Linked DNA regions of Homo sapiens: region 1 is linked to region 2. A link is a loop called in an ENCODE intact Hi-C map of the cell type or tissue named here. Cell type or tissue: GM12878. All regions are shown on one strand. Each heading gives the region's core, and the rest is flanking DNA. Links, peaks and the distances in the headings are about the cores only.

Region 1 (9,384 bases), core at 853-8,852, 350 kb before region 2:
CCTTTACGTATTGATACTGAAGATAGACTGGTTGTGGTGCTTTGTTACTCTTTAGGGGGTGTTGTTTTGGTTTTAGTGCCCATACTTCATAAAATAAAACCTGAATTCAGGGCCAGGCACAGTGGGTCATGCCTATAACCCCAGAACTTTGGGAGGCCAGGGTGGCAGATCACTTAAGGTCAGGAGTTCAAGACCCTCCTGGCCAACATGGTGAAACCTTGTCTCTACTAAAAATACAAAAATTAGCCGAGCGTGGTGGTGCACACTTGTAATCCCAGATACTCAGGAGGCTGAGGCAGAATCGCTTGAATCAGGAGGTGGAGGTTGTCGTGAGCTGAGATTGTACCACTGCACTCCAGCCTGGGTGACAGAGCGAGATTCCGTCTCAAAACAAACAAACAAAAACCCTCTGAATTCAAACAACTACCACCGCCACTACCAATGCCACCACACACAAACACACGCACATGCACACACACGAACACAGGCTCCACTAGCTATTTACAAATGGGACACTGAGGCACAGCTCTTCCTCTTGCCAACCTGATCGTTCATCCCTGATACAGCCGCCATTTCCATAAAGGAATCATCATTCTCCCATGGACTCAGATCTTAGACCTTGAAGTTGGGACTAACAGACTCTCAACAGGCAAGAAAAACCCCACAGGTAACCATTCTCTGCAGGCCCCCTTCTTCAGGAGTGCAGTTGCTCATCCACACTCCTGCCCAGGGGCTGCCAGGCATAGCTTCACTGCAGGCTCCATCTGGGGCGGTGCATCAGGTAAGCAGTGTGCCAGATAAGCGGTGAGCCAGGTAAGTGGTGTGACAGTTTAGTGGCACCTCCCGAGTTCAGTCCCGACTGTTGAAGAGTTCTCCTTTATGCCAAGCTCCCGTGTAATGACCACTCATGAATCCCATGTCTGCGTTGTGGGAGTCACTATGAACCAGTCTAATCCCCCTTCCATGGAACATCTTGCCAAATGTTTGTTCCTTGAAACTTCCTTCTCTCAGGCTAAACACCCTGAGATGACTTCTTAAACTATTCTTTACAAAGCATCATTTTCATTACTCCCTGATCTTGGTTCTCTTGGCTCCTCTTGTTCTTCACAGACCATGGAACTCAGAAGGGAGAGCATTACAGATGGGGTCTGACCAGCTCCTACAGATCTGTTCTGGACATTATTCTCCTATTAATGCAGCCAGAGATCCAATCTAGATTTTTTATTTGTGATAGCTGCCTCATCCCTAAGTTTTATTTCACACATTTTGCTGCCAAGCTGCAAATCCACAGGTATCCTTTAAAAATGTCATCTTGTTGGATTTAGTCTACTGCTCCAGTCTGTTGAGATCTTTTTGGACTCTGATTCATTAACATAATCTGCTCTCCCTCCCAAATCTACCACCTGAAAACTCGATCGGCCTGCCATCAATGCCAATCTTCTTCCAAGTGCTCATACACAACGTGGAAGAGGACAGGCCCAAGAGGGCAACTCGATACATCCCTCAGTGCAACAGTGGCCTTTGAAAAGCACTCTTGAGATATGGTTGTACCGAACCATGTGCCATTCAGGGCAGGTGTCTCACGTGGCCCACATTTCTTCATCTCCCTGGTAGGATCTTGTGGGTGACTTTGACAAATGGGACTAATGATAGGCCTCCTCTTACTGTTGGTTGTGAAGGTTAAGTGCAAAGTTCTTTAAGCAGGGTATTACACACAATGAGCAGTCCAACACTGCCTTTAGTACAGAGAAGAGATGATAATAATAATAATAATAATAATAATAATAATAATAATAATAAATGGTTTTCCAATTCCCAGACAAACTACCTTCCTTATTGGCAACCACATACAGACATTAGAAAGCTGTAATCTATAGAAGGAGCACTGACATCCAAGAGCTGGAGTCCAAATCCCGGCTCTCCTTCCAGAATGTCTATGCTCTGAGGTTAGCAGTACCTCCCCTCTCCAGCGCTATAGCGAAGAGTCAATGACATCAGGCATGTAAAAGAGGTTTCAAAGTTGAGTCAGACTATGCAAACATAAAAGAATAGTATGCTGATTACTGTTATAAATAAGTCAAGATACCATTTCCATTGGCAGAGACCTCCCTGTGAAGCCAAGGAGGAACCTATAGATGTACTCAGGCTGACAGGAGGAACAGGTCTTTCAGCACACAGCAGCTGGATTACTTTGATAATGAGATTCCTGATCTCCTCTCCTGGTAGCAATCATCTCCTCTCTCATCTCAGACCAGAGCCAAAGCTGGCTTATAAAGAAAAAGGAGTGGGTCTTCCTACCATATTTGCAGAGGGGCCCCTCAGCCTGTGGGAACACACTTTCTCTCCATGGTCCCCTTGTTGAGACCAGAACCTGAGTATCAGCAGCAGGGAACCGGCAGGTGATGAAGGGCCGTGAGAGTTACTTTTAGCTCCCCTACGGCTTGACCCCAGTCAATCCCTGAGCTTCCATCCTGGATGGTGGTTTCTAAGAACAACTAGGCTTTAGGCTCTGACATTCTCAGGGCAGGTTCTCAGAAACCCTGTTCTCACTCCAGCTGAGGATGTTGGTGTCTTCAGGGAATAAATGGTCTTCACTAAAAACCAATCTTGGAAACATTTTGCAAAGCATGGTCAGAGGTCACCTGTTGGCCTTTAGAATCTCAGGATCAAGGATATCCCACAGCAGGGGAAGAAGGAGAGGAAGTGGCATGGCCAAACACATGCCTCTGAGAAGAGAGCAGCATTAAGATGGGAGGCAATAACTAACATAAATGAATTTTCCTCTCCTCGTCCATCTAAGGTTAGTTTCCCAACTTCCAGGGGGAATGAACACTAAGGGCAGATTAAAAAAAAAAAATACACAGATGCTCTCTGACTTACAATGGGATTATATCTGGATAAACCCATCATAAATTGAAAATATCGTAAGTCAAAAATGCATTTAAGGGCCAGTCACAGTGGCTCATGCCTGTAATCCCAGCACTTTGGGAAGCTGAGGCGGGTGGATCACCTGAGGTCAGGAGTTCAAGACCAGCCTGGCCAACATGGTGAAACCCCATCTCTACTAAAAATACAAAAATCAGCAGAGTGTGGTGGTGGGCGCCTGTAATCCTAGCTACTTGGGAGGCTGAGGCAGGAGAATCCCTTGAACCCAGGAGATGGAGGTTGCAGTGAGCCAAGATTGTGCCATTGCACTCCAGCCTGGGTGATGAGAGTGAAAGTCCATCTCAAAACAAACAAACAAACAAACAAAACCCACCCATTTAATATAATAACCTACTGAACCTCATAGCCTTAGCCTACCCTATCTTAAATGTGCTCAGAACATAACCTACAGTCGGGCAGAATGCCCTAACACGAAGCCTATTTTATAATAAAGTGTTGAATATCTCATGTAATGTATTGCATATCATATTGAAAATGAAAAACAGAATGGTTACATGGGTACTTAAAGTACAGTTTCTATGGAATGCATGTCACTTCTGTACCATCTTGAAACCAAAAAATCATAAGTCGAACCATTGTAAGTCAGACACCGTCTGTATCTATATGTAATTGTTGGCAAGACACTGAGAGGTTTATGCCAATGAATCTATTAACAGATCAGGGAGTTGGCCCAGAAAGGAGGTGGGAGTGAAGGGGCCCAGAAGGGAAGGTAACAATTCCTGACATAGTTTCTGGAGCCTACTGGTCCACAAGCTTCCCTTACTCAACCTACCCCTAATAAGAGTCTCTCTCGAGACAGGTGAGCTGCCACAGTCACCTGAGAATCATCATAAGCCATATGAAAGCTAATTCAGACTTTCATAGCCACTGATGACTTTTAAACATATTCCTATCTTTCTCTCATTGCATTTCCTTTGACTATGCACCCACACAGAGATGGCGCCTGGTTCTATAAACTGATGCATGAGGGGAATAAACTCACAGATGAATCTGTACCCCATGGAGGTTCCTGCAATGTTCTGATGCTGAGGCAGGACCAGGCTTGGCAGATTGGTGTTATGGGTTAAATTTCTCCACTTCAGACTTCATATGTTGATGTCTTAATCCCTAGTACCCGAGAATATAAGCACATTTGGAGAGAAAGTCTTTGAAGAGGTGACTAAGTTAAAATGAGGCCATTAGGATGGGGCCCTAATCCAATAGGATAGGTGTCCTTAAGAAAAGGAAGGGACGACAATGGCACAAGTCCAGAGGGTGGATCACATGAAGAGGCGGCAAGAGGGCAGCCATCTGCAAGCCAAGAAGGGGCCTCAGGAGAAACCAAACTTGCTGGCACCTTAATCTTGGACCTCCAGCTTCCAGAATCATGAGAAAATAAACTTTGGTTGTTGAACCCACCCAGGCTGTTTCATTTTGTTATGACAGCCCTATCATACCAAGACCAATACCTAAAAACCATGCAAGTTCACTAGATCAGGGAGAAAAAGTATAGGATGGAGGCAGAGGCCTAGGTGCAGCTCGGATGCATCCTCCTCCTTGGGCTGTGTTTCAGAGCAGTGTGACAGAGCAGGAATGTGGCCTGGCTTCAGCTACCCGCAGAAGAGCATTCTTTCATGCATTCCCACTGACCATGAGACCCACACCACTACCTCACTGACACCATACCCACTCACCCCAAGGCTTTAGTCATACAAAGAAAAGAGCCATTCTATATTGTTCTTCGGTGCTCTCATAATGTTTAACCATGCTTTTTACTTAAAGAATTCCAGGAACTGGACTGAAGAGATCCAAAATATGGAACCAAGGTTGCGGAGTGTCCCACCTCAGGAAGGAATGCTGAACAACTGATTTATAGCCTTGTTGTTGCCGGCTAGACCACCAGGTGGCCCATGACTCAAGATAATCATCACAACCAGATACATTGACTTGCATACCCTAACCCTCACATGCGTTGCCCAGCCCAGCCTGCATACCCTACCCTGATATCAATTCCTGTACTTCGCCTAATAAAAAAAATCCCAACTGGGGACGGACACGGTGGTTCATGCCTGTAATCCCAGCACTTTGGGAGGCTGAGGCGGGTGGATGGCTTGACCTCAGGAGTTTGAGACCAGCCTGGGCAACATGGAGGAAACCCCATCTCTACTAAAAATACATAACTTAGCTGGGCATGGTGGCACATGCCTGTAGCCCCAGCTACTTGGGAGGGTGAGGTGGGAGGATCACCTGGGTCCAGGAGGTAGAGGCTGCAGTGAGCCGTGATCGTGCCACTGCACTCTAGCCTGGGCAACACAGAGCAAGACCCTGTGTCAATTAAAAAAAAAAAAAAATCCCAATCGGCTGTTTTCAGAGGGTCAGTCAGGGAATTCTCTCTCTCTCTACCTTATGCCCTGGCGTAAGCGCCAATGAAGCCTTGTCTGGGAAGACTCTTTTCGCCTCATTTCTATTGCACCAAAAGCCCAAGAACCCATGGTCAGTAACAGCAAGGTCAAGGTGGGACAAATCTCCTAAACCCTGATAACTGGCAGTCTGCCTGCCCTGAAGTCCTGAAGCTGAAGTAGTCTACAAGTACACGGAGCAGGTGTGAGTAGCTGGTCTGAAAATGTATGACTCCAGGTCATAGTCTGGGAGTGATCAACTCCTTTTATCAGCTTACTTTCTTGTTTCACCTCTTACCCAAAAAGTAATCTGATTACTGGTTCTAATTAATGTATATGTCATGGCTGTTGTTCCAGAAAAGACAAGACCTTGGGGGTGAATGGACTATGGCAAAGTGAGGTCGCTGTTAGCAGACTCCCAAAGGTTTGACGAAATTACACAGACCATCTGGCTCAGTGCTGCCTTTGGCTGGGAATTCACTGGTCTCTAGGTTCTGCCTGGGTGCCTTGGTCTTCCCGGAGTGTAGGGTGGACAGAACCACTCCCCTGGGGCCAAGAGAGAAGGAGTGGGCTCACAAATGCTCACTGCTGCTAAGGTGCCCAGCTGCCCCGGATCAATTAAGTTTAAACAGCAGCTATGTCACTGGGGCTGGGGTGGAGGGAAGAATCAAAGTGAGGAAGGAGGGTGTTTCTAAGATATTGGCAGGCCAATGTCTGGAGGGCCTGGGAGGGGCAACGTGCTCTAGGAGACAGAGCTGAAAGGCCTTTACTTTCCCAAGGATGGCAGGGTGGGAGGGTTTAGCTCATTCAAATGCAAAAGCCTTTCAGTATTTACTGCCACTCCTCCCAGCTCCAACATAAAGGCCTATAGGTTCTCTTCACATCTTTCCATTCACTTGGGCTGTGGGGGTGATTGACACAGCTGGGGGCAGCCCCCATAATCATTCCTAGCTGAGATGCATACAAACCAACACACACCTCAAGCTTGACACCTTACGAAGGTGGGCCGAAAGTCCTCCCGGTCCCAACCAGACATACGGAGGAGGCACGGGGAAGTGGAACAGAGGCCCCACACACAGGGGCAGATTTGAATCAAATTAGAACAAAGAGTCCCTTAGCATCGTGTCATAGCCAGTTAGCCCAGAGCAAATGGGGGCATGAGGAGGCGAAGGTCCGATGGATCATGTCCGAGCCCGAGTTTTAGCTTCTCAGCTCCCCTGTATGAGCCAGGCCCCAAAGCCAGGCTTTTCCTACTAGGACCAAAGGGCTGGACTTGGCCCCCACCAGCTCAGTGGGGCCAGTGTGAGAAAGCACAGGACAGACTCTAAACGTCAAAGGCCTAAAGCAAGGAAGCCTCATCATTATTCTCTGCAAGGTTAAAGGAGACAGGGCACTTCTTTTTTTATTTTTGAGACGGAGTTTCGCTCTTGTTGCCCAGGCTGGAGTGCAATGGCGCGCTCTCGGCTCACAGCAACCTCCGCCTCCTGGGTTCAAACAATTCTCCTGCCTCAGCCTCCCGAGTAGCTGGGATTACAGGCATGTGCCACCATGCCCAGCTAATTTTTGTATTTTTCGTAGAGACGGGGTTTCTCCATGTTGGTCAGGCTGGTCTCGAACTCCCGACCTCAGGTGATCCGCCCGCCTCAGCCTCCCAAAGTGCTGGGATTACAGGCATGAGCCACCGCGCCCAGCAAAAAAAAGCATTCATATGAATGAGAGAAACATGGAGGAGAAAAGAAAGCCTCTCTTGGCAGCACTCAGCAGTTAGAACTATGTCAAGCCTCATCCTAATGGTCACATTTACCACCTTGGAAATTTCCGTTTTCACTGTCCGTTCTCATTCATGTGATGCTGGGGGTGGGGTTGGACCCATCTGTGTGGGACTCAAGGTCTTGGATCTAAGCAGACCCGCTCCTCAGAAGGCCTTCCGTGAGGCCTAAATGATGTTTGTCGTCTTCTCCTTCTTTTGCGATTTGTTTAGTTTAAAATATTTAACCCGAGGCACAATGAAGTGTCTCATTTACAAGGTTCTCCCGGACCATTAGACTGGGACTCCACATTCATTATGCTGATGAACGCGCTACTTACTCATGCAAATTCCAAGAGCGGCAGACTCAGAGATGGGAGGTGCTCAAGGTACGATATCAAGGGCTGATTTAATTACACAGCCATTCAGTGGGACAAGCACGGCAATTTTTAGCCAACTGTTCTAGTAAATATTACGGGAAACCCTTTTATAGAGTGCTAATTCCGGCTTAGTGTTTTCGCTAAGCTTTAGTTCTTACTCAAACATGCACACGGGCCCCCAAAGATGCTACCACCAGGCCAGAAAATCACACAGATAAAGCATGAGCCCATATGCCATCTTGCAGTCAATCATCCTTTTAAAAATGTTATAAATGTCTGCATATCACTGTCATTTAGGTGGGGACAAACTAAGGTCCAGTAACTTCCCTGTGTCTGTTCTTCCTCCGTCCCCCTCCCCCGTGACTCTGAGTCCTGCAGACCAGCCCTTGGGCATGTTTTGGGTCACCAAATGCCACTGCTCCCAGGAGTTTGACAAAACAACCGCTGTAAACTCATTTCAGACGTTTGAAACAATACCCAATCACTGCATCCACCCTCGAGGAGCGCCCCAGAGGAAATGGCATCATTACTTTCATTTTACTCCGTTTGTGAACGACTAAAGGAAAACAACACGTCCTAGGACTCTCGGGAACGTTATTAAGTGACCCCTAAGAAATTAATCATCAAGAGCTAAAATAACCCTCTGCTGCACATACACCGCCGTTTCTCTAAGTGGAGAAACAAATTTCACTTTCCACAGTTGGAACAGAAACTCTTATGCATCCCCGTTTCTTCAAAAAAAAGTCTATAAATAACCTAGGATCAGCAAAATTATGCAAAACATCCTGCTAGAAGAAGAAATGTAAACTAAAACCACTTACAGAGAGACTCAGGCTGCCAACTTAATCTGATGCTACGACGACTGTAAACATGTTGTACTTTTGGAACCTGAAGCGATCCACATTAGCACGGATGTCAGTAAAAAAAAAAAAAAGAAAAAAAAAAAGAGAGAGAGAGAGAAAGAAAAAGGAGGGAAAAAAATCGCAACGACTAAACAACAACAAAAGCCCAGCCCCAAACAGAGCAACGTGATACGGTATTCTGCACGGTGCACAGCCCGACGGCTGACCAGCTGCAGTCAATACCAGCTATCCGCGCTTGCACACGCCAACTGTTTTGACTACACGCACTTGTTAAACACGGAGTTTCAGGTCCTACCAGTTGGACACCAGAAGTTCATAGAACTGACCCAGTGCCAAGAACAACAAGCACAGAAAGCGAACCGGCTGCCTCGTGCGGGTGTTTTTGTTAACTGTTTATGCAAGCCCCAAAGCAATTGGGTAACAATTACGAATAAAAAAGAACTTAAATTACAAAAGCAAAAGATTACCACCTTGAAGGAAATGTAGATATTGGCAGCTGAAGGACAGACGTCATGCTACTTTATTGGTGGGGTGGGTGGGTAGTTTTCAGAGAGAACTGGTTGGGGGAGGGGGAGGTGTCACATGACACACTGCGGTTATTAGCAGAAGGAACTGGGTGCTTCCTCGAAGCATCTTTTAGAGATTGACTTAGATTTTGCAAATGTGGAGGCTTTGCTGCACATGTGGGGGTGATGGCAGGAGCACTAGAATTTGTCAGTTGGTAAATCCCATAGGAGAAGAAAGGGACATGCTGGATGAATTTCTTTCTTTCCTTCCTTCCTTCCTTCCTTCCTTCCTTCCTTCCTTCCTTCCTTCCTTCCTTCCTCCCTCCCTCCCTCCCTCCCTTCCTTCCTTCTTTTTTTGAGATGGAGTCTGGCTCTGTCACCCAGGCTGGAGTGCAATGGCGCTATCTTGGCTCACTGCAACCTCTGCCTCCTGGGTTCAAGCAATTCTCCTGCCACAGCCTCCTAAGTAGCTGGGATTACAGGCATGCACCACTACGCCTGGCTAGTTTTTGTATTTTTGGTAGAGATGGAGTTTTGCCATGTTGGCCAGGCTGGTCTCGAACT
Region 2 (9,384 bases), core at 584-8,583:
GTGCAGATAACTGGGAAGAACCTTCCAGGCAGTGAGTGCAAGGCAACGTGAAGTGGAGGAACAGCAGGAGGAACAGAGTGATGAGCATGAGGCTGGAGGACAGGACTTCAGAGAGGGGTCGGTGGGGAGGCAGGGGCGGATGAGTGTGTGTGTGTGGTGGTGAGTGGGGGTGTGTGGGCTGGGGGATATGTGTGGAGAGGAGTTTGCATATCACATAGGGCCTTGTAGGCCACTGTAAGGACTTCGGCTTTTACTCTGAGTATGATGGGAGCCATTGCATGGTGTTGAGCAGAGGAGTGACATAACTTACTTATGTTTTGAAAGCATCTGTCTGCTGATTTGAGAAGAGACTTAAGGAAGGGAGAGAACAAGGGTAGAAGTAGAAAGACCAGCTCTGTAGCTGTTGGATTCATCCAGATATGAGATGGTGGGGGCTGGGTCCAGGGGGGCAGAGGTGGAGGACAGTAGAAACCTTGTGGTACCTTTGTGAAGGAGTGTCCCGGATATGAATGAAGTCCTGAGTTCTCTTGAGCCCTGTTCCTGTATGAGATCAAGGCTCCCCAGCAGGCATGAGCCCCTCCCTCAGTGGAAGCTACCAGACAAAGTCATTTTAGATAATACTGAGCGGCTCTCCCGAGTGTGACTGCCCCATGCTTGGTCTGCAGCGGGGGAATGGTAGTCATGTGTGCACACATAGGTGTGTGGGGAGAGTGAAGAGACCGGTCAGTGTTCCGGCCACATCACACTTCCCGGCAAGATTCCAGTCGATGACCCAAGGAAACAGGAAACAGGCCTGCAGGGTGATTTCGAGGTCTGGACTCTATGCCCCGCTGTGAAGGTGGTTGTAGGCAGCCCTCAAGCTGAACGGTGCATTCGATTGGCTCTCAGTCTGAAAAAGTACAGTTCTGATTAAACGTCAGGAGACCTGAATTGTAGGAAACTCTAACTTCTGTCTAGGACTCCCCAGAGAGTTGAAGTTCTTAGAAAACTTGTCTGTTTGGGGGAACAGAAGGAGATGAATGTGTTCTGGAAAACCGGAGCCTTATGCCCAAATTTTTGGAGACGGATATCACTTAAAATGGTGCATCCCACTGTCCCCATGGGTACAAACCATACAATCAGTTCTGATGCCTGGTTTGGAAAACGTGATCCCCGTCAGTGTTGAAACCGAAGCAGAGCATGCTCGTAAACTCTGATTTTCCCCATGTGACTGCGAGCTGGGCTATCCGGGTGAGGCTGGCCTAGGGCCTGGAGTGAGCATTGTGGATGCTTACGCTCTAGGCCACAGCGCCCTCAGCAGCCTTTTCATTAGGGTGGTGTTCAGAGACAGACTGTGGCTGCTGCAGCCCCTTCAGAACCCGGGGCAGCTGAGGGAGAGAAGCCGCTTAATCTGATTTATAGGCAAGGCTCACAAGAGTTGCACTCCCTGCATGGCCCACCTCATTTGCTGGTCCATGGTCAAAGCACACTCCAGCTGGCAGGCTAAGGGTCCTTTTTAAAATAACAGTTTTATTGTGATTTAACTCACATGCCATAGAATTCAGTGGTTTTTAGATATTCACGGAGTTGTGCAACCACCACTGCTATGTAATTCCAAAACATTTTCATCATCCCCAAAATAAACTTCACGCACATTAACAGTCATTCCCCATCCCCAGGCACTGGCACCGCTGAACTGCTTTCTCTCTCTATGGATTTGCCTATACTGGACATTTCATAGAAATGGAATCATACAATGTTTGTCCTTTTGTGTCTGGCTTATTTCAGTTAGCATAATCTTTTCAAGATTCATCCACATGGTAGGTCCATACATTCATTTTTATGGCTGAATAATGGCCCACTGCATGGATATACCACATTTTATTTATCCATTCATCAGTTGATGATATTTGGGTTGTTTCCATCTTCTGGCTGCTATAAATAATGCTGCCATGAGCATTTGCATACAAGTTCTTCTGTGGACATTTGTTCTTATTTCCTAGGTATATACCTAGGAATGGAGTTACTGGGTGATGTGGTAACTCTATATTTACCTTGTTGACCAACTGCCAGGCTGCTTTCCACCATGGCTGCACCATTTTAAATTTCCACCAGCAATGCTCAAGGGTTTCATGAGCTTTTCAAACAGACAAGTGAGGCACCCTTTGCTCAGGTTGCAGTGTCGGGCTTTCAGCCCTTCCCAGCTTCTGTCTGCTTTGGTTTGAGGAGTCTGATCTGGCGTGCTGGCACACCTCGCTGAGGTTAGCAGCAACAGCTCCTGCTGCACCTTAGCAGCCTGCAGAGAAGTCTCTGGAAACCTCATGATTGCAGTGCGTGCCTACCACAAGCGGGCCCTCCACCTGCACCATCTATAATCCTCATGGCACGCCTCTGAGAATGGTCTGCATCTTGAAGATCATATCCACTTTACAGATGAGAAAGCTGAAGGTTGGAGAGATTAGGAGACTTGTCCAGAGGTCACAGAGCCAGGATGGCAACTGAGTGTGTCTCCTCTGAGCCTAGGCAGGAAGGGCTTAGTGATGGCCTTTGATTTGTGTTCTGATGGGAAAAGGGGTCAGGTGACTGGACCCCCAGATGGATCCTCTTGCTGAACAGCTCTCTACCCTGAAAGTCCAAGGCTGCTCATGGCTGCAGAAATCTTCACAGGTTCAGAGTCAACACCAGCCTCTGCAGGAGCAATGTGTTCTGAGCATATCCTGTCTTTTGAGGCTTGAGTTAGGGGTCTGAAACCACCCCTGGCCTCCTGCAACCCTGCCAAGCCCAGCGCACTGCTTTGGGCAATGCAGGAGGCAATGTTTATTCTTTTCTCTGTTCTTCACACACCCACTACCTATCTGCTGCTCCACAGAAGCAGCCTCATCCTGGCTATGAGTACTGAAGTGCCTTCCAAGCAGAGATCCTAATCACTCAGGAACAGCCTCTACCCAAAGGCTGAGGGGCTGCAGTGATCTATGTTGGCCAGCAGGGGCGTGGCCTCTCTATTTGCCATTTAGCGTCCAGTGAATGGTCCAGGAACACCTCTGGTAAAAGACTACTCTCCCTTCTCTCCACCTTCTCCCGAGCCTTTCAGGGTATGTGTCCTCAATGCCTGCAGAGAGCAGCCACAGGGCATCCTGGGCCAAGATTCCACCCTGTGGCCACCGCAAAAAACCACAGCAGCAATGTGGTAGCTTGAAACCAGGGAATGTGGCGGCACCAAGCCTTCTGGAGGAAGGAGTGAGTGGCTGCTCCACCCACAAGTGGCCTTTTCCCAAAGGGTCCAGGACAGCTATCCTGGCATTTTGCCAAGCAAACTATGGCCACTGACCAAGACAGCACCCAGTTGGGTTCAGAACAGGTCGATCACTGCTGACATATGTAGAGAGGGTTAGAATCCATGGGGGTTCTTGGCATCTCGGAATACACACCCCTGAATTTTGTTTCCTTGACATACCATCTTGCTACATGCTCAGGAGAGTAAAGTTCCCAAATTCTGTCTTTGGTTGAGTGTGTGTATATGTGTCTGTGTAAGTGTCCCTGTAGTCATAAGGAAAATCACTTTGCATTTATGGAATGCCGGCTACATGCCAGATCACGTGAGGTCTTCACATTTATAATTCTACTTAATGTAGAATTTATATGTGTAAATTTAGTTTACATATGAAGAATTGAGGCTCAGAAAGGGTGTGTGACCTGCCAAAGGTCACACAGCTAGTAAGTGGCAGAGGGAGGTAGGATCTGAAAGCAGATCTGACTTTTAAGCCCCTGTGTGCCAGGAGTAGATTCTGACAAGCCTAGTAAGATAGGTGACCCTTGGCCAGGTGCGCTGGCTCAAGCCTGTAATCCCAGCACTTTGGGAGGCTGAGGCAGGCAGATCACTTGAGTCCAGGAGTTTGAGACCAGCCTGGCCAACATGGCGAAACCCCAGCTCTACCAACATACACAAATTGGCTGCACATGGTGGCTCAGGCCTGTAGTCCCAGCTACTAGGGAGTCTGCAGTGGGAGGATTGCTTGAGCCCAGGAGGTCAAGGCTGCATGAAGCCGTCAGCGTGTCATTGCACTCCAGCCTGGGCAACAGAGTAAAACCCTGTGTCAAAAAAAAAAAAAAAAAGGAAACTAAAAAGATAGTTGAGCCTCTTGTTGCTCCCACCCCAACACTGCCTCAATCTTGCGGTTGCTTTGAAAGAAAGGGGCAAGGCTGGGAGCAGAGTCAGAAGGGGAGGATAAGGACAGAATTTGCAAGCTAGTTTATTTAGGAACTGGTGAAATTCAGAAGGGTTGAAGGAGGCCTCTAGGATGGCGACCTTTCCCTAAGCAGCACATCGGTGTTACCGGGCACCGAGAGAGAAAGGTAAAAAGGAGAATGAAGAGGAATAATGGGAGGTGGGGAGATAGAGAGAGGCTGGTGGCCTGAAGACGCTTGCAAGGGGACTCCCCTGCCTGGGGGGCTGGCAGGAGCAAGCACAACCTTCATTCTCTCTAGCAGGGCCAACAAAGGGCAGCTGAATCACAGTATTTCTCAAGAAATAAAAATTCCTAGCACACCCCTGGGGCCTCGGGGAGAAAAACTGACAAGGTGTTGATTGAAAACATACCGCGCTGTGTGCGCCCACAGGGTGAGGCCGCGCTTGCACAGGTTCACAGCGACACCTAGTGGTCTCCTGGGGCACCTGCCGCCTCTGCAGAAATGGCAAGGTTGGTGGGCCACAGGGTGACTGGGTTCCTGGAGGAGATTTGGGGTCCAAATCAGACATTTCCTCTTTTCCCTTGCTGTCAGCACGCATATTTTGCACAACTGTCCACCCTCCAACTGTGTGAAACATGTCGGTATTCTGAGGAGAGTCAGGGGTGGGGCCGGGGGCCATTGGTAAAAGACTGGACTTCCTGGTTGGACACGGTAGCTCACTCCTGTAATCTCAGCAATTTGGGAGGCCGAGGCGGGCGGATCACTTGAGTCCAGGAGTTTGAGACCAGCCTGGCCAACATGGTGAAACCCCGTCTCTACTAAAAATACAAAAATTAGTCGGGCGTGGTGGCACGTGCCTGTAATCCCAGCTACTCGGGAGGCTGAGCCAGGAGAATCGCTTGAACCCAGGAGGTGGAGGTTGCAGTGAACCAAGATCGCGCCACTGCACTCCAGCCTGGGCAACAGAGCGAGACTCTGTCTCAAAAAAAAAAAAAAAGAAAAAAAGAAAGACTGGACTTTCTAATGTTCACCCCAAGACTAACAAGGTATGCATATCCAACTGGCTCTGCACCATCTAGATTTTCTGAAGTGGTCACTATTTCCTCTAATTTTATTCTCTTCATTTATTCAATATAACTAAAAGTATTTAATGGTGAAATCCTCAGATGGCTTTTACACAAATGAATTCTCCAGTCACAGAAATTTCTTTGTTGTCGACCTGCTCAGAAAATAGAACAACTATACTTCTATATTAGGTCAAAGACCTTGATGTCCATAGTGAACCTGATCAATAAATCTGCTTAGAAATGAAAACAATGCATCTCTTTCTGGATAATAGCACTTGAACATTTTTGTTCCCTCCCTGGCCTCCTCTCATGCCATTTAAGCCTTGGCTAATTTCCTTGTCTGAAGGCCCCCTGGAGACAGAGCATATCCAGTGTGAGCACAATGCCTGAGACATCGTTGATACTCAAAAATGATTTCTTACTGAATGGCTTCAGCTCCTGATGGAGCAGCAGATGCCACAGGAGGAAGGTCAGAGAGTTCAGTCCTCCGTGAAGCGCTGCCAGAGGATTCCAGACTCTGAAGGGAAATGATCAGACTAGCAAGACCCTTGCTAGGGTGTCCCTACCTGCAATCCAGCTTCTTGTTAATAGCTGGGGATGACTTGTGGTTAAGTGGTAGCCCAGTGTGGCATTTGCAGAGTTCTGGAACAAGGCTATTAAATGTCTGTGGGCTGGCACTCCTGAGAGGGCTCCATGTGGCCATGCTTTCCAGACCCCCTCAAAAGCCCCACTGGAGCCTTTCCTTGTAAAGAAGCCATGAGCTTCTGTGAACCAATCCTGCTGGGATGAAAACCATTGTCTCCAAGCTAAATTTTATCCAAATTACATTGGCCAAATTGTGTTGCATTAACTGGGTTTCTTTCTGGTTGCAAAGAACAGAGAATCATAGGTTTATTGGGATATAACATGTGAAAATAAAGAGTTGGCTCCATTGCTCAGTCTGTCCAGAACCCAGAAGAAGCAGAAGACCTCACTTCTCAGGGGTGGTGTAGTATAATAGATATTAGTCATATTGGTGCCACCCCAACATCATTTGAAGAAACTTCTTAAATTTGGAAAATACGCCATGTGAGGGGTGCTACCTCACCAGGGTGGAGATCAGAACTCAGTTACTCAGACTCCTCTGCAGCTAGGACACAGGCATGTGACATAGGCTCTGTGGATTGGATGCAGTATGATGAGATTTCAGTCTGGAAGAGTGAAAAGCCAGGGAGAAGCTGCTGCATGGAATTGTTCTTGGTGATGGGGCGGAACATGGTGGAGGGACATGGAACCCCAGAGGCAGCAGAGACAGAGATGATAATAGTAACATGCACCAAAGGCAGTGGGATCAAGCCTGTGACCAGACAGGTGAGGATTTGGGTATTGTTTGTGGCTGCAGAGTGCCAACCCCTATTTCTCCGACCTTGCTGGAGAGTCTGTGAGCCACTAATATGCGTCCATAAGTTCTTTTCTGTTTAAACAAATCAGAGGGGATTTTGTTGTTTGTAGGTAAGAATCCTGATTGATAAAAGCCTAGTGAGGACTCAGGGAGACTGTGATCAGAAAGTCATTTAGCATGCAAGGCATCTGTAAGAGGTTAATGTCAGGAGTTCAAGGATCTTTGCTCCGGAGAGGTTGTGCTCAACTATTTTGTTTGGGGCTGAGGCTGTTGTTACTGCCTGTTTAACATCCCTTAAGCAATAACCATTTTCTACTATTAGGTCCTGTATTCTGGTGGGGCTGACATCATGCCCTAGCTCCAGAACTGGGCATATGACCCAGGCCAGGCCAATCAGATCACAGCTTCTCCTTGGCTCTGTTAATTGGTTCAGGGATGGATACGTGTTCCAAGGTGGACCATTGAGAACTACCCCTGGGACTTGTGCTGTAGATCTAGGGAATTATTCCTTATCTGCTGATGCTGCTAAGCTGGAAGGAGGTCAGTAGGAAGCATGAAGCCAATATTGGTTACCTTGTTGAGTGTGGGAAGAGCCTGCCAACCAAAGAATAATGCCAACTGAAGGAAAGAAAAATAAGAAGAGAGAGAGAAACAATAATTCCTGATGATGTTGGGTATTTGTATGCAGCCATCATTGAAGTCTGTTCTATCCCTAGATTTTTCAGTGACATGAACCATCAGATTCCTTTGTAAGTTAATTTTGAGTTGAGTTTCTGTTACTTGAAACCAAAAGGTCCTGACTAATACAATGGCACATGTTCAAATATCAGAATTTTTGGCAAGCCTTTAGAAGAATTAAATAACATCCTTGGTTATTATAGCGTTAACTTGGTTACTCTGCAAGCCCATGTCTTTGAGAATAACTGTTATGGCCCCAACTGTGCTCTCTTCTGTCCTCACAAGACAGTTTTCACACATTCTGGGAAACTTGGTTGTGTTGGCACACACTTATCATTATACTCTACCTCTTCCCTCCGATGTGCGTGTTTGGGATTCTCCCATTCTACAAGGAGTATTCCTCTCAACATTCTGTCCAACAAGCACTGTTGTAACAATACATATCCTCAGTTGCAACAAAAGGTGCATTTTCTACCTTGAGCACAATGTGTTAGCCACCTGTGCAAGGTATGCCGCCAGCTGCTGTGGGTGTGCAGAGATATTTGGGTTCAGAACCACTGGTCCTAGGGCTCTGGCATCAATATGACTCTCTGCCTTCGCTCTTCACTCACCTCTTCTAAGTGTTTCTTCAGGACTTTTGTTCTGCTACCAGTTGGCTCATTTTCTCTTTATCTCTAAAATCAGTTTCCTGGCCAGGCATGGTGGCTCATGCCTGCAATCCCAGCACTTTGGGAGGCCAAGGCAGGAGGATCAGTTGAGGCCAGGAGCTTGTGAACAGCCTGGCCAACACAGCGAGATCATGTTTCTATAAAAAAAATTCTCTTTAGACCCTAAAATTAGTTTTCTCAGAAGGAAAGATAATTCAATGGATCTAATTGCCAATTTGAATTCTCATTTGGGCAGAGTTGGTTGAGCTGGGCCATATCAGACAATCCCACTAGTCCCTGGATAGGAGGTCTTGGGCAAGGCATCTGCCCCTGTCCAATCACAGCTGGCCAAGAGGAGGTGTGGGTCACATGGCTAAGAACAAGGCAAATGCTGAATGAGGGACAGCTTGGGGACACTTCCCTCCTTGGGGGCTGTGACTGGGCAGTTTTTCTTAGGCGAGAATGGTGTGTACGACAGCTACCATGATCGATGTGTCTGGTACATTCTCCCATCCTATAAATAATAAGAGAAAAGCAAGATGATGGCAGGGGACGGAATGATAATAATTATCGAGGACTGGCTTCACCTTCAGCACCTCACTTCTTCCTATGTCCCACTCGTCAGCTGTCTCTGGGAAAGTGATCAGCTTCCAGGAGCCAGAGGGCTCTTTGAAGGGCTGTGAGGAAAGAGGAGCTGCTCAGCATGCATTTCAATATCCTCAGCACGGAGCACATCACCCTCGCTGTGGGCCCAATGGCCTTTAGAGATGGTGAGAGTTGAGCTGTGGGCACAGAGTTGAGAGTTCAGTATTCTCAACTCCTTCTCTGAAGCCAGACAAGGACACATTTCCCCTATAGCCTCCCCCTGTAGCTGAGGGCAGGGCTGTGGATCCACATGCTGGCTCTGTCTTGTTCTTCTGAGTTTATCCTGTGGTTTGCACCAGTGTTCTACGGCAACTCCAGAACCCTCAGCTTCAAGCCAAAGTGTTTTCCAAATAACCAGAAGAGTCCACCTGGGAGGCCTGGCTCAGGCCAGCCCCACGTACGAGGGTTGGCAGCTCTGACATTAATTAACCGTGTGGCCTTTTAGTGAACTGAAAGACACTGGAACACTGCTTTTCTTAATAAAATAAAATCTTTAACCACCAGGGTTGACAGTAGGAGGAAATCTGATAGGGGTGGGGCTGTACTAGAAGTCTCCCTTGCCTGGTTTGAATGTTCTGGCCTTGTCCCTGGTTGGGACAGCGTATTAAGCTGGGGCAGCTACATCTTCCCCTGGGCTGACTTCTGCCAAAGCCTAGAACGTTGTCACTAAAGTTTAATTCCTTTTTGTATTTAAAGGCTCCTGGAGTCCTAGAGATGCAACTCTGCAAACCTTAGCAGTTTGTTTCTCCTAAGTTGTAGGGTCTTTGCTTAGGGTTGATTTATTTAATCCATCAGGTTC

Evidence for each region. A loop is a pair of places that touch in the nucleus more often than their neighbours do. Peaks named below come from ENCODE experiments on the same cell type or tissue, not always from the same donor. Only the 100,000 strongest peaks of a DNase experiment are listed, where the experiment ranks them.
Region 1: it touches region 2 in a loop (11-fold over the local background); 9 of 110 quality-filtered maps call a loop at or near these places.

Annotation. Positions count from the first base shown.
Region 1 is chr7:105,683,288-105,692,671 of GRCh38, forward strand. The region is part of intron 3 of ATXN7L1 (ataxin 7 like 1); the gene reads right to left. Among named protein-coding and RNA genes, the nearest start is that of EFCAB10, 110 kb to the left of the region's middle. RefSeq lists enhancers at 5,287-5,962, 5,963-6,638, 6,639-7,314, 7,315-7,990, 7,991-8,666. In GM12878, for the core only: a CTCF peak has its summit at 4,838 (motif pointing right); no DNase peak of the experiment used is centred there; H3K4me3 peaks cover 1,114 bases.
Region 2 is chr7:106,038,350-106,047,733 of GRCh38, forward strand. No RefSeq gene overlaps it. Among named protein-coding and RNA genes, the nearest start is that of SYPL1, 69 kb to the right of the region's middle. RefSeq lists an enhancer at 4,281-4,781. In GM12878, for the core only: CTCF peaks have their summits at 2,957 and 4,629 (motif pointing left); no DNase peak of the experiment used is centred there; H3K27me3 peaks cover 386 bases.